Regions from separate parts of the Mus musculus genome. Here region 1 is linked to region 2. The links are chromatin contacts, found by Hi-C or POLR2A ChIA-PET in ENCODE. All regions are on one chromosome and are shown on one strand. Each heading gives the region's core, a stretch centred on a gene start or an enhancer-like site at or near the end of the contact. The rest is flanking DNA. Distances are from core to core; before and after follow the strand shown.

Evidence for each region. A loop is a pair of places that touch in the nucleus more often than their neighbours do. ChIA-PET counts read pairs that join two places held with the same protein, here RNA polymerase II (POLR2A).
Region 1: a loop to region 2 is called in a map of T-helper 2 cell, with 2.9 times the contacts of the local background. The contact joins the promoter of Cdv3 here to the promoter of Rab6b in region 2. A Hi-C loop is called at or near these places in 2 of 37 maps with a recorded cell type or tissue (T-helper 2 cell and regulatory T cell). POLR2A ChIA-PET finds 5 or more read pairs at or near these places in 1 of 5 experiments (embryonic stem cell).

What each region holds. Positions count from the first base shown.
Region 1 is chr9:103,363,283-103,367,914 of GRCm38, forward strand. Cdv3 (carnitine deficiency-associated gene expressed in ventricle 3) reads right to left here and starts at 2,498. Exons shown (of 5, transcript NM_175565.3): 1 at 1,772-2,498; 2 at 693-769. The coding sequence starts at 2,086.
Region 2 is chr9:103,110,447-103,115,433 of GRCm38, forward strand. It overlaps Rab6b (RAB6B, member RAS oncogene family), which reads left to right and starts at 1,628. Exons shown (of 8, transcript NM_173781.4): 1 at 1,628-1,780. The coding sequence starts at 1,711. Gm46128 (a long non-coding RNA gene) reads right to left here and starts at 2,821. Exons shown (of 2, transcript XR_001779270.2): 1 at 2,080-2,821. Gm51658 (a long non-coding RNA gene) reads right to left here. Exons shown (of 3, transcript XR_003948080.1): 3 at 4,292-4,778.

The DNA.
Region 1 (4,632 bases), core at 1,248-3,747, 250 kb after region 2:
GTAAGCTACTTTTGGGGATAGGTTCAGAAGAGCCTCTATTAACGTTCAATTTTTTGACTGGGGTAGTGGGTATTCAAGGTGGCTTCATGGTCAATGCAAATTCGTGTATGTTGGAAGTATCCTACACTGCAATTACCAGAGAGAACTAGAAAACAATTTTACTAAGTAAGTAAAAGAAAAAACTAAGTTCCTGCACAGCTTGGTGGTACATTTGGGTGGACACTTTAGAATTAAGAGTTCAAGGTGACATGTCGCTCAGCGGTCTTCCACAGATCAGGGTCCAGCTCACAGAACCCACACTAACAGCTGTAATTCCAATTCCAGAAGACAGTACAGACATGTATTACACAGGCAACTCGCTTCAAATATTTTTTTTTGGAAAAAAAAAAAAAAAACAAGCCCCTTCTTCTCCTGAGTCACACAGTAAGTTCTCAGGGCAGCGAGTGAACTACAGGAGCCCTACTAGGGGTAGGGAAGACCACCTAAATTCAAACACGAAGTGTTAAAAATTTTTAAATGACAAAAATCCATTTTAGTCAAGCCAAAAATCCACATAGCTGCAAATAGGGAAACCACAGGATTTTAGAGTTGGCAACTAATTTAATGACACAGAGGGCATTTAAAAAAAAAAAAAAGTAAACGCGTGCACTACTTAACAAGGTTACCTAATCCCACGTGTAATCACATCCTACCTTATTTGCATTGCCTGAACTCTTAATCCGCTGTAATCAACCTCTCTTTGCTCAAATTCTTTCCACTCATTTTCATCCTATGGAAGAAACAACACCTGATTAGTTTTTGGTAAGCCCACTTCAGACTAAAAGGCATCAAGGGCCAACGGGATTCCCCAAACTGGTAAAGGTACCCGCGAAACATCGAATTAATTAATTAGAGATCTTGGTAAACAGATTCCAGACTCGGAAAAATTCCATCAGTGGTCGCCAGGATTCTTGAGTCGGTCTAAGAATCGGCGGCAGTCAACACCGAGAACCAGAGAGTCTAACTCTCCAGGCCCACGTGGTGGGAAGAGAGAATTTACCCCGGCCTCTAACCTCTCCGCACACGTACACAGGAGTGCGCGCACACAAATAAGCAAATAAATGTGATCTTTAAAAAAAACAAAAAACAACAACAACAACAACAACAAAAAAAAAACAAAATTGCAGACAGTGACACAGACCTTTAATCCCAGTACTCCAGAGACAGAGGCCGGAGGCTCTTTGTGAACTGGAGGCCAACCAGAGCTACACCGTGAGACCTTGTCTCAAAAATTGGGGCTAGTGGCCGGACGGTAAAGTTTAGCCCGTTCCTGCAAGATCCGGAGACGTGCCTAATTCCCAAACGCCCTCTCTGCCGCCGCTTTTACTTAAACCCAAGCCCAGGGCGAGCTGAGCGGCGGAGAGAAGGCGACAGAAATTCCACAACTCAATTCCCAGCCCTGCGTGGCCGTGGTTGGGAGAGTAAGCCACGCTGGCCCGGGCGGCACAGAGGAGCCTCGGAACACCTTAAGAACATGAAATCCGGCCCCAGCGGGGCTCAAGCGGGACCACGAGGACTCGGGCACACGTCACCCGGGGACCGGCCCAACCCCCGTGGCCCAGAGGGCGCGGCGCGCAGAGGGCCGCGGACGGGGGCGGCCAGACGAGCCCCGGGGGCCGAGGACCGCGAGCCCGCCCGCCCGCCGGGCCGACGTGCGAAGCCCGAGTCACGTGGCCTCCCGGGCCGGCGGGGGCGGGCACATGCGGCCGGCCGCCGGCCTCCCGACCCTCACCTTCGTTATGGCCTTGCCGGCGGGGCCCGCGCTCCCGCCGTCTCCGGACCTCGAGCTCCCGCCGTCTCCGGACCTAGCACCAGAGCCCGAGCTCCCGCCGTCGCCCGACCTGGAGCCGGAGCCCAAGCTCCCGCCGTCGCCCGACCTGGCACCGGAGCCCAGGCTCCCGCCATCGCCCGGCCTGGAGCCCGCCGCCGCGCTGCTCCCGCCCGCGCCGCTCGCCGCGTTGGCCGCGCGACTGCTCCGTTCCTTCTTCTTCTTCTTGTCCCTCTTGGCGAAGAAGTTGTCCAGGCTCCGCTCCTCGGTCTCGGCCATGGCCGCGGTCCGGATGGGTGGGGCCGGCGGAGGGCGCGGCGCTCGCGGCTCCGAGCTCTGGGTCAAGGCCGGCTGTGCGCTCAGGCTGCAGGGTGCGGCGTCGCCTCAGCCCCGCGGGGTCGCCGAGGCGCGGGCGGCAGGGCGGCCGGCTCCCCCCGTGCTCTGGTGGTACGTTCCTCGCTGGGAACCGCGAGCGTGGAGCAGGGTCGCGCCCGCCCCGCTGCCTGAGGGACAAGGAAGGCGCGCACCGGCGAGCGCTCGGCTAACGACGGCGCGTGCGGGAGGAAGACGCGCGGGCCTGAGGAGGGGGAGAGGGGACGGGGAGGGGAGGGAGGGGAGGAGGGAGGGCGGGCCACCAGCAGAGAGAGGCAGCGCCGCGCCTGCGCGCTCGGTTCCGCCCGCCGCTGTGGGCGCGCCGAGGGGGGCGGGCGGCGGGATGAGAAGGGGGCGGGTCTTCCGGGAGAGCCAATCAGATGCCCGGACGGAGCGCTTAGGTGACAATCCGTTCCTTCTACGGGGCGGTGCCCTGTATGGGGGCGGGGAGAAAGCGGGTGTAGGCAAAGAGAGTGACGTCCCTAGTGACTCCTGCCTCCGATTGGCCAGGGAATTTGCCTTGAGGGCGGGCATTTAGAGGGTTGGTGACTTGGCTGAAGAAGACCAGCCGGAGGGGGCGGGTGTGCCTTGGTTGCGCGCATGCGCAGGGTACACGTGCGTCTGCTCGCCAGGACTGTGGCCTGGTAGGCGTTTGAACTTTCAGGAAAAGGAAAGAGACCATGTTAAGCCAGCTATGTTCAAGCTTGGTCCTCCTGCCCTGCTTTTCTGTACTCGCACCCTCTCTGGTCGGGCACCTATTACTTTTCTTCTGAATGGAATGCTTTTGATGAGGAGCGCTGGATTAGTATTCGTGGTTCCATTTACGGAAGGATCTTAAATAAGCCAGTGCATGAAAGGAAGGGAACTGATTTTGACTAGCTGTGTCTACCAGGGTCAGGCTAAATAAATCTGACCCTCTAACGCTAGCTCTTGTGAGATGGAGAATGGCTGGGAATGTGATTTTGGTGGTAGCGTGCGACAGGCGCATGTCAGCGCAGAGTCTGTCCACAGAATCACAAAAAGAAAACACACAAAACCCCTCCTTTTCCTGGGTCTTCACCCTATTGGCACATACTATGTGAATACTTGATCCCCGAAACATCTGCAGCCCAGAAAGCTTTTTGTTTGCTTGGGGGAGATTGCTTTGTTTTGGGACCGGGTCTCACCTACCCCAGGCTGCTTTGAACGCCATACATAGAAAAGATAATGTGTTTCTGACCTTCCAGCCTCCACCATCCCAAGTGCTGAGAATTCAGGCATGCACTTTTGTGCCTATGTTAGCGATACTAGGGGTTTCCATTCTTGCTAGAGAGGCTCTCTACCAGCTAAAGAATGAATGACCCAATACAGATGTTGGAGTTTCCTTGTTTTTAGTTACACAATTGCACCTAGAATTGCTCCTGCTCTGACTTGAGTTTGAGTGATTGCTACAGTTTAACTTTGGCTCCTATGCTGGATCTTAGGACAGAGAAGGGGATAAAAAATATCCTTGTTTCCACCTGACTTGACTTTGGGGCCTTGGAGAATCAAATGTGTGTTTCTCTATGAGACGTGTGGTCTGGGTATGCATTAAACTTCTGCTTCCTCTAAAGGGTAGAGGAGAAAGCTGTGACAACCACTGAGGAAATGGCTAAGTCCTATGTCTGTAGCCTTGGGGGAAAGATAGGACCCAGCTAGTAAATGGAGGGATGTCTTTCCACACCTGTTCCCTCCTGTCTTTCCTTACAAGTCCTTCCCTAGTTGTGGCTATTGAAGACCTACATTCTGAACATATCGATGGATAAATGAAGGCTCTATGGCTGTAGCCAACAATAAGAAGACCTTTCTTTTGTTTTGTTTTTTGAGACAGGTTTCACTATGTAGTCCTGGCTGCCTTGGAACTGGCTCTGAAGACGGAGATGACCTCAAACTCAGAGATTCACCTGCCTGGGCCTCCTAAGTGCTGAAATTGAAGGTGTGCGCCACCACACCTGGCTAATAAGCAGACATATTTGTTCTCTTCCCCCAGCCCAGGATGGTTCCTAGGTGACTTCCTTTTGTGACACCACATATCTTCCTGTGGTATTGTCCAAGTTCAGCACTGCCCAGTGCCACCAGCTTTGCTTAACATCTCTTAGCAAACTTTCTTTTTACCTTCCTTGTCTTCTTTCCTCTTTCCTTCTTTTTCTGCCCTTTCCTGCTCCCCACCCCCCTCATTTTAAGACAGTGTCTAAAGTATCCTAAATTAACCTTGAACACAGAGCCAAGGATGGTCTTGAATCTCCACTTCCAATTCTCTCTCTCTTTCTCCTTTCTCTCTCATTTTGTTTCTGTTTCCTTTCATTTGTTTTTAGGATAGAGTCACCCTGTGTAGCCCTGTCTGGCCTTGAACTCAGAGATCTTCCTGCCTTTGCCTCCCTCTGCTGAGGTTAAATCCCACCACTGTCTACAAAGCTGTTTCCTGTATCCTGCAA
Region 2 (4,987 bases), core at 378-2,877:
CTCAGCCCATGCTGGATCCCGAGACAGCAACACACTCGGGGCAAAAGTAGGGTGGAGTCTGAGTTATCTTAGTCTGGTGCCCAATCTGGCATGCTTATATGCTCAGAGGGATGACCTCCGACTCCAGGGACTTCAAACCGAAGAAGACCACAAGAATAGAACAGTTACTCTGATTTGAGAGTAGTTTTAGAGGTTAATTCGAGCATTCAGCAACTGTTTCCTAAACTCTAGGTGAAGTGGAACCTCAGCTGCTTCCATGGAGTTTCCTGTGAGGGCTCAATGTGCGGTGGGAGACTCTAGTGGGTACATTCGGGGTAAATTCATAAGTGTCCCCTGGGAAATCCGTAGGCACGGGTGTGTGTGTGTGTGTGTGTGTGTGTGTGCATTTCACTCCTGGCTTGCTTTGTGTAACATACACTACACATTCCAAACAGTCCCAAACAAACATTCCCTGAATGGCCAGAGAAGGTCAAGACCAGCAAGTGGCTGGAGAGGAAGAGGGGAGGGGCTTTGTAAAGCCTCAATTAACCCGATGCCTTAGAGTGTACTGCTTGGGGACTGCGTTTAACCTTAGTCTGGCGTCTACTCCTTGCTCTCACGCTACTGTGTGTGCCCTGCAAACTTAGAGGTCGCTCTCTTATACTCTTGTAGCTCATTACCCGAATAAACCTAACTAGCAGGGCGCAGGAGTGTGGTTGGGCTGACGGTCTCAGGATCAAAAGAGGCAGGGCATTGTCTTTGGGTTAGTGGAGCTGTCTTCTACCAGGCAGGTTAGGTTTCAAACCCTAGTAGGCATATCCTGTAAGGGTGTCTTCTCTCTCACTGGCCAGCTCCTCTGGGGACAACCACAGATCCCCTCCGCATGAAGAGTCTGAGCCTAGCTAGATAGGAGGTAAGCTAGAGGCCAGCAGGGGCCACCGAGGAGCCATACCCCAGGTCTGAGCCAGGTATCCGCACATCTTCCTACTCACCACCACACCACACACTGACCCTTTCCTATGTTCCCGCCCTGTCTGACCATCTATCTGGGTCTGAGACGGAAGAAGGGAACCGCATTTAGGTGTCAAAGACCAGAAACAAATGTCCTCTTGACCAAGTCCTGTCTTTTTTTTTTCCCCCTAGGTGGGTGGGTGAGACAGAAGCAGCAGGGCAGAGCAAGACGCTCCAAAGAGGGCACCTCTCTTAGGCTCAAGAGGAGGTGGCTCTCCGGAGCCGGCTGCCCGGGTGGGGGCTGGATGGCGCACGCCCCCCAAGCCCCGCAAACCCACGGGCTCCGCATGACATCAGAGGCTTGGGAGCGCGCAGAGCGCAGGCGCGGGCGGAGCAGGCGGGCGGGAGGGGGCGCGTGGCGCTGCTCGGAGAGCGCTCCTCCGCCCAGCTCGGTCCCTGCGCCCCGCTCCGCCCGTGCCTCGCTGCCCGCGCCGAGCTTCGGGCGTCCACAGCGCGCCCGTCGCCCGTGCAGCCAACGCCACCCAGGGCTGCGCCGCGCACCCCGCCTCCTCCCTTTCCGCCGTCGCCGCCGTCGGACACGCAGCCGCAGGCCGGGGCCCGGCCGCAGCTGGGGAGTCAGGGGCGCGCGCAGCCAGCCCTTCCCCCTCCGGCTCCCGCACCGCTCGCCGCCTCCCCTCGCCCTCCTCCTCTCCCCTCCCTGCTCCTTCACCGCTTCCTCCTCCTCCTCCTCCTCCTCGCCCGGCCCCAGCTGCCAGCACCATGTCCGCAGGGGGAGATTTTGGGAACCCGCTGCGAAAATTCAAGTTGGTTTTCCTAGGGGAGCAGAGCGGTGAGTACTCGGCTTATTCTCTCGGCTCGGAGCCGAGTCTTTTCCCCACGCCGCCCATTCAGCCACCCCACTAGGGACCCTCCCAGCCCTGGCTCGCCAAGGCCCTTCCACGCCCCGGTAGAGGAGAGGGATGCAGATGGGGAGATGGGGCTGGCTCGGGTGGGGCCGGGCTGGGGAGGACCAAGGGGGAAAGGAAGAAGGTGGTTCTGGGGGTCAAGGGATGAGGGTGAGTGTGAGATCTGGGTACGGGTACCCGGTGCAGGTGCGTCCGGGAGGACCGAGGGCGGCGGCTGGCTCACCCGCTCTAGGCGCCGGGCTCGCGGGCTCGCTGACTAGCTCGCACTGCGGCACAGGCTGCGGAGCACTGTGCAGGTGTCTGGGTGCCGGCGAGGGTGTGGGCGAAGGGACAGGAGCCTCTCTTGGGAGAACGAGGTGGGGCTGGGAGCTGGTTGCCCCCACCCCAAGGTTGCGCCCGAGGGGCTCCCTGCGGACCCTGCCTGGAATCTAGGGAAAGGACGCGTCCAGCTCTGGAGCAGATTGCTGCTGGGAAATGGGGAACACGACACCTGTCCCTTTTCGAAAAGAGTGGGTGCAAGTGGTAGGGTAACTGGGCACTTAGCTTCTCTGGCTTACATCCGACTGGGCAGAAGGTTCTAGACTCACTGTCCTTCACTAATGTGTTAGCCTCTTTGGGGCTTAGGGGTGTGGATCGTGAGAGTGAAGATTCTTCCCATAGCAGGTGACTTGGGGGATGGTACAGAGGCGTCTCATATCTGTGAGCTTGGCACTGGGCAGAGAAAGGCCTAGGCGACACGCCCTGCCTGGCTTCCCTGCCCCCTCTAGAGAGCATCAGTGGAGCCGGTGGATTCTCCCACCCCCCATCTCCCAGCTCACCGCCCTTCTTGGGGGAGGGGAGGTCACCGTGGCAGCCAGCCAGAGCCTAAGGAGGGGGAGAGTAAGGGTTTCTTTGCTGCCCAGGAGTCTCCCCTCCCAAGTATCTGACACCCAGGTTGGTCCAAGGTGGGAAGCTCAGACAGAAGAGCAGCGACCCCTCTGATACCTGTGGGAAGGAGTACCTCCTTGAGAGCCTCGGTCCAGGAGTCACATAACCAGGGGGTTACAGACATAAGCTGGGCTTCTGAGCATTTCTGCTGGAAGAGAGGGGGATCCCGGGGGGGGGGGGGGCGGGATTCCCAGCTCTAGCTCTGTAAACCAGTTCTGTTAGCTGGTTTGGAGGCCAAGAGGAGGAAGGCCGTGGGAGGACCTGGTGGGCCCAGGCACCGTGCAGCTATGACGTGTGCGTGTGGGCTGTGGAGGTCACATGGCCACCTCCTGTCTGCTGATGCTCAGTACCTGAGCTGGAGGGTTGGGAGCCGGGTGGAAGTCGGGGTTGCCTGTCCCGGAGAGCTGGGTTTGGGACATTTCACATCGTACCCAGCTCAGCTAGGTAGCCAGCTGGATCTGATTCCCTGTGCTTTGTAGATCCCAAGTGTCACAAAGGACACCTCCGTTCCTTGCTGTGTGGAAAGGATTTTGGGAGCACCTCAGCCCTAGGAGGGAGCCTGCAGGTGCACAGCAGCCTTGGGGGGTGGGGGGGGCTCTCAACTGTGTTGTCATTTGCCTGATTCCAGGCCTCCTGGACACTCAGTTTCTGTCTCTGAGTAGTGGGTAGCTGGAAGCAGCCCTTATGCCTCATGTTTCCCCCAGTGCCTGGACTATGCTGGAGTTCAAAGAATATTTGTTAATTCTAAATCTGAACACAGTTCCATAAAGAATCATATGTGGTGAGTTTGAATGAAACTCTGGGCTCCCTTAGCAACTGCTGATGGGTGGAACACACACACACACACACACACACACACACACGCCACCCCCAGTGAGAGTTCTGCCAACCCCTCCAGGTCTGGAGTCACAGAAGTGAGAGACAGCCTTTCCTCACATGCTCATGTGGAGAGAGAGTGGGGAGGTCTTGCCCAGAGACCCACTGTGAGTTGTGAACACTTTGGGAGCAGGAACCCCCACTTCCATTTTCCCGTCTGCCATTTTTAACTAGAGTGTCATTGGGAAATAAGATGACCTTCAATGCGGAAAGCCAAGTCTGGAACCTCTTTGAGAGGATTTATGGGCTCAGTTAGTTGGTTGTGGCCTGGTGGAATGCTTGGCTAATTGGTTAGGGGCAGGATTCATAGGCCCTTGGAACATAATCCATCATTGTGTTATTAGTGAGTTGTTTACCGCGGGTGTACAGAGCTTGTGGTGTCTGTGAGTCTCAGAAGTTATGTGTATTCCGGAGCCTAGTAGGCCGTGGCTGTAACCCCTTCCATCTTACCTCCTGACAGTTTGCATGCCAGCATCCTCTGCAGCCTGTGCTGTGGAGGGCGGCTCCTGACATCTGGTCCAAACCCTACCCAAGCTCTCCCTTCCTGTGTGATCACGGAGACCCCTCACGTTCCATACCAGGGCACTTGAGCCAACTGGAATCCGAGGCCTAAGCTTCCCTATAGAGGCCAGCTAATGGAGATGGGGGAGGGAGGCGATAAAAGAGGTTGAAAGGACACAACCTTCTCCTGATCTCTATTCCTGACATTGTGGTAGCATCCCTCTAGGCTTGTGGACAGAGACAGCTGGATTCTAAAGAGGGGTACCAGGCTTGGAGCAGGCTAAGGTAGGAGATACCCTGGAACAGATAATCATAGGTAGGCATGAGGCCTTCAAAGGTACCGAGGAACTGGTTCAGGTAGGAAGCCTTTGAGTGCCTGCTCTCCGGAACGCGCCTCTCGCCTGTGGACTGTAGTCTGACTGGCAGTGCCTGTGTCACATGGAGTAGGATCCTGGCCAGGTGCTGTGGACTTAGGGTGAGGTGTTTCCTTGCGTCAGGTAGGTCATGCAATGCTGCTGGCCTTCAGGTCGCTGTGTGGCGCCTCCCGATTAGCCCTAACACGGGTGGCAGTGGTGGCGAACCCAAGAGGGTGGTGCACGCCAGACTGGTGTGGAGCATCTGAAAAAGACAGGCAAAGTCTGAGGGAGAGTGGGCCTGCGAGGTGTCCATCTTTCTCCCAAGTTATCAGAGCCTCCCAGGGGATCTGGACCTTACCAGACACATCCTGGTGTGTGTGGTGAGGAGGGAGGGAAGGAAGAGTGGACAGACATGGGGGGAGGGGGGCTGTCTGCTTTCCCGGGCTGAGGCAGTAGGCCATCCGTCTCTAT